Regions from separate parts of the Homo sapiens genome. Here region 1 is linked to region 2. Evidence: chromatin loops called from intact Hi-C (ENCODE). Cell type or tissue: IMR-90. All regions are shown on one strand. Region 1 overlaps LOC105375026 (a long non-coding RNA gene). Region 2 holds the start of MLN (motilin).

Region 1 (2,500 bases), 100 kb before region 2:
GTGCCTCTTCAATGCAAATGCAAGATATTGGGCACAGGGATCTTGCTGGGAACAGGCCCTGGAGAAGAATGTGAGAAAGAGCAGAAACAGGGGGACTATATCAGCACCATTCAAGACACCCAAGACAGACTGAGGATCGTCATGGACACTGCAGTAGGGACCAGGAAGTAAACTAGAAGGACCCAGTGACCTTCCTGGAGCCTTCGTCCCTTCCCCTTATTGACCCTCCTTTTGTATTGTCTGGACGAATTGCCAATGAAGCCCTCACTTGAAAGGGTCTGTGTGTTTGTACCACCGCAGGGAAGGCTAAGGGAAAGGCAGGGGTGGGCAGGATCCAGAGAGCCTGCCTTCCTCCCACCTCAATGCCATCCCTAAACTGTCTGAAAAGTGTCACCTGGCTAAGCAAGAAAGCCACTAGAGGCATGGGGTAAAGATGAAACAGGCAGGTCCCTGGGGGCTGGGTTTTTAAGGAGGAAGCAATCTGAGACAGAAAGATGATGTTTCAAAAATTTGTAAGGATAAGAGAAATGGTTTACCAAAAGCAAAACCCCAAAGCAGGGCTGAGCATGTGTGTTTCTGAGTGCAGAACTGTTACCAGTGGGGTGGTCAGAGGAGGCATGCTGGAACCTGTCTTATTGAATGCTATTTTCAATGGGGAAATGGGATACACAAAAGAGAAATGACAACAGTGGGTGGTTAGATTTTCAACCACAGGGAGAGAAGCTGCAGAAGGACCAGCCCAGGGCGCAGGGAAGTAGAAGACAGATTCCGAGTGGACAAGTGTAAGGTGTGGCCCTGAGATAAGGAGGAGGATCCGGGTGCCGCTGAGCACAGGAGGCCAATAGAATGATGGAGGACGAACAACCAAGCAAAATATAGCCTCATCTGACACTTCACCCAAGCAAGGTGTTTCCGCACAGGAAACCCACTCACTCTGTTGTCGGTGAAGCAAGATGTTACAAGGCTTTTTCTAGTCCAGAGAAGGGTGTCAGGCAGCTGGGGATGGGGGTGTTCTAGAAAGAAGAGGGCTGGGCTGAGCTGTGTGTAGCATCTATCCAGTCTTTTAAGGATATGTCGGCAGGGATCATGAATCAGCCTACGAATACTACAATATCAGGGCTAAGGCATCCCTTGGGCTGCAAGAACCCATTGAATAAAGCAGGTAAGCTCTTCTGTCTGTAGAGTATTCTATGCTAAAAATAAATTTGAAGAAGGGTTTAGATCCACTCAGAGAGAGCCCTATAAGGATAATGGAGGGAGCAGTGGGACCCCGCTGGGAGCTCAGCAGCAGAGAGGCCTAGTCCTGTGGCTGAACTGCAAGTCTGTCTTTAGTGCCCCTGCCCTGGCAGAAGCTCTAGCTATGGCCTTTCTTACAGCTCAGGCCACACAGTGTGCATAGCATTGCTAGCTGCAGGCTCTTCCTGTGTGTGGTGAATGAAAGGCAGGCAAAGGTTTGTGAAAAACCAGAATGGTTTCCAGGCAACTGTGAGACTGCTGGTCCCAGCAGAAAGCAGTGTGCACTCATGAGCTGAGCCCAAGGCTCCAGAATGGGCCGTGACCAAGGCCAAGCCCCGGGAGGGGTGGCTGGGGGGTGTGGCCAGGCAAAAAGTCACTCCACACTTCCAGTTCATGGCCCAGCCTCAAGACACACCTCCCAACCCCCAATAAACCACTGGTGCTATCTGCGAGGCCCTTCTGAGAACCCTAACTGCTCAAACCTCCAGCATTTGCGCAGTGGGGAGGTGGGGAGGAAAAAGGAAGGAGCCCTATTCTCCGCAACGGTGTCCCCTCTTTCTCCTCAAAGGAGCCCCTTGGAGTTTAACTGCAGGTGAGGTGAGCACACGTCCACGTTCCCACTCCCGACCTTGGAAGCAGATCCACTTCCAGGACTTTCTGCTTTCCACCCTTCCACCCTGGACCCTCTTCTAAGCAGCTTTGCACTTTCCCCGCCTGTAATTCTCCCCTACCATGACCTACTGCGGCTCCTCGGGGGCCACCTGCAGACTGGAAGAGTAGATCTTCCTTCCAGCGTCCTCTTTTCCCACCATTGTCTCATTCCCATGCCTCACTTCGTGTTCTCCTTCTCTCCCCTTCCCTGCTGGGAGAAGAAAGGGCAACACCCCATCACCTTCTGGCTGGCTTTCACCCAGCCCTGAGGGCATCCCAAAGGCTTTCCAGGACAAAAGGAGGAAAATATTTCCACCAGTGACTTTCCACACCCCCACAAATGGCTCCTGCCTCTAGCCATTCCAAAAAGACCATTCCAGACTCAGAGCAGCCCACCTGCCCAAGCGGATGTTAGGCGGAGAAGCCAAAGGCTCTAGGTCATCTCCAGCTTCCTTTGGAACCTAAAAAGCAGAACTTGATTGCAATTGTCATGCTGATGGACATGAGTGCATAGGGGACCTGCCACACCCACACCTCAAGGGACAGGGAATGAAGACCAGAATAGTCAAGCCAAATGACGAAGACCAGGATACTCAAGTCAAATGACAAGGTT
Region 2 (2,500 bases):
GATAGACTACTTCCCAACTCTCAAGGGACTACTTTGCCCCCACCAAGGTCTGTGACCTTGTCTTTCGGTTTGGTTTTGTTTTTTTTTTCAGACACAGGGTCTCACTCTGTTTCCCAGGAGTGCAGTGGCATGATCATGGCTCACTCTATCCTCCATCTCCCAGGCTCAAATGATCCTCCCACTTCAGCCTGCCGAGTAGCTGAGACCACAGCGCATGCCATCATATCTAGCTAATTGTTTTTATTTTTTGCAGAGATGAGGTCTTGCTATGTTTCCCAAGTTGGTCTTGAACTCCTGGGCCTTAAGCAATCCTCCTGCCTCAGCCTCCCAAAAGCTGGGATTACAGGTGTGAGCCACCTTGCCCAGCCTAGCGACCTCTTCCCAAAAGCCCCTCTTGAAACAGGGACAGTCAGACTCCAATGAGGCCCAAGGTTAAGGGATGGTAACTCTGCTGCAAACCCCCGGCATTTGGAGCTTTAATTCCTGATGTAAGTCTCAGACTTCAGAGCCACACTGCACATCTCACAACAGCCGCTGGTCCAGTGTGCTGGAGTTCTAATGTGGGTGCTGTACACAGAGACCCTGCTGGCAGGAAGCGAGGACACTGAGCTGCCATCTGTTTTCATTAAGCCTTGCTGAGTAGGGAAGGTAGAAATTATCTGTGTTGGGTTTGAAGCACTGCAAACATTTGTTTCTGAGTGGAAGGGCCAGAGCAGACCCAAGGACTGGCTAGGCAGGGTCTCCTGGGCAAGAAATAGTGCCCCTCTGGATGTGTGAGGCAGCGTCTGGATGTGTGGGGAAGGTGCTACTGGCCAACGTATGTCGCCTGGGAAAATGGCCACTGCCCACCCAGACCCTCGGGATTCCACACCCAGACTGTACCCCACCTCAGCCTCTGCCTGGTCCATGACCGGTACCCAGAAAACTAGACATCTTCCAGAGTGATGTTTTTGCCCTAACATCCCCTTCAAGGTATCATGAAGATGCCCAATATTCCATTTCCTCCATCAAATCTAAATCCTTCTGCTTGGTTGCTAAGGGTCCCCACACTCAGACCCGACTGAGCGGCTCCCAGCCCACACAGGGGACCTCCTGTGACACCATTCTAAGCCTGTGTGTGCCCCAAATCTCCAGAAGCCCTCACTCCTGCCCTCTGCTGCACCTGGCCACGTCTGGCCTTCACCCTAGTATAAAGACACCTTGCAGAGGAGTCACAGATGAGCTATTTAGCAGTGCCTCCGTTTCCTTATCTATTGAATGGGGGAAATAAATGCACCCACCTCACGGGGTTGCTGCGTTTAATCAGAACGTTCGTGCTCAGCATTTCCTGGGTAATGCTGCGCTCTGGAATTGGCCCCGCCCAGCCCCAGCAACAGCGAGCCAGGTCTGACTCCAGATCACATTCACCTCTTCCCTCTTCCCTCTTTGAATCTTTACACATACTGTTTGAATTGCATGATTACCATGAAACATTGTCCAGGTAGGTGTCTTTCTCCCCGTTTAGGCTGCAGCGTGCAGACCTCCTACACTGTCACCCCTCTGCATTTCCTCGGTTCCTTCGCGGCATCTGGCCCCACACAGCCTTGGGTCTGGACTCAGTAGTTTTATTTTCATTAATCCACTGAAATGCTGTCACAAACTCCTGAACACTTTCTTTCATGAGGGGCTTCAGGGGGAAGACTGAAGAGAAGTTATCTTTCTAATACAGCGCTCTGACAGGCCGACAGAAAATCTGATCACTAGAGCATTGGCCTGCAGACGCTCACCAATGTCATATATTTAAGGAACAAAAAAAGAAAAGGCTTTGTTAAAATGACCTCTGAGAGGCAGCTGAGTTTTCAGTGGACGGGAGAATGCCATCTGGGTGGGGGCTAGCTTCCACCGAACCCTGACTGTCGCTGTTCCTTCCAGGAAAGCCCTGGAAGCCCATAGCGTGGCTAGCCCTGCCTGGAGTTTCCACGAGCTTCAAGAATCCAGGCTCCCCCTCTGAGGGCCCCCAAAGCTGTGGTCAAAGGTTAATGGGCTCCAAGGGCAGCTCCCAGGGTTGGGAGGTATATAAGAACCCGTCAGATCAGCCGGACACCAGAAGACAAGCAGAGAGACTCCTCCAGACCCACTCAGACCACGTGCACGCCGTAAGTAGCCCTTGGAGAAAGTGGGTGGGGAGTGGTCAGCATAAGCCCTAAAGCAGAACGCTGGTGCAAGCCAGAGCCAGCCTGGTCCAGGGCCCTCTGCCACCTTCCAGTGCCCAGCCGGGCTTCGCACTGAGTGCCCGCGCTGATTCCCAGGGCATCAGTGAGCAGAGGCAGGGCTGAGGCACAGACGCTGGAGGCAAGCAGGTGGGTACAACTCCTGGCAAAGCAGAGGCTGTTGTGGGTGGGTCTGGCACATCCACGGTGGGCCGGGAACCCAAGCCAGAGCTCATCATGGGCGCAGGGCCCCTCTTGGCATGGTGGCTTTGCTCTGGAAAGGTAAGAAAAATTTGGCCCTGCAGTGGCTC

The links. Hi-C counts contacts between places; a loop is a spot of excess contacts. Peaks named below come from ENCODE experiments on the same cell type or tissue, not always from the same donor. Only the 100,000 strongest peaks of a DNase experiment are listed, where the experiment ranks them.
Region 1: it touches region 2 in a loop (2.0-fold over the local background); 3 of 110 quality-filtered maps call a loop at or near these places.

Annotation. Positions count from the first base shown.
Region 1 is chr6:33,903,661-33,906,160 of GRCh38, reverse strand. The region is part of intron 1 of LOC105375026 (a long non-coding RNA gene); the gene reads right to left. LOC107986590 (a long non-coding RNA gene) reads left to right here. Exons shown (of 2, transcript XR_001744097.2): 1 at 1-1,162; 2 at 2,109-2,500. Among named protein-coding and RNA genes, the nearest start is that of MIR7159, 5.8 kb to the right of the region's middle. RefSeq lists enhancers at 1,053-1,102, 1,183-1,332. In IMR-90, no CTCF peak of the experiment used is centred here; no DNase peak of the experiment used is centred here; H3K27me3 peaks cover 2,132 bases.
Region 2 is chr6:33,803,588-33,806,087 of GRCh38, reverse strand. It overlaps MLN (motilin), which reads left to right and starts at 2,085. Exons shown (of 5, transcript NM_002418.3): 1 at 2,085-2,135. In IMR-90, no CTCF peak of the experiment used is centred here; no DNase peak of the experiment used is centred here; H3K27me3 peaks cover 2,238 bases.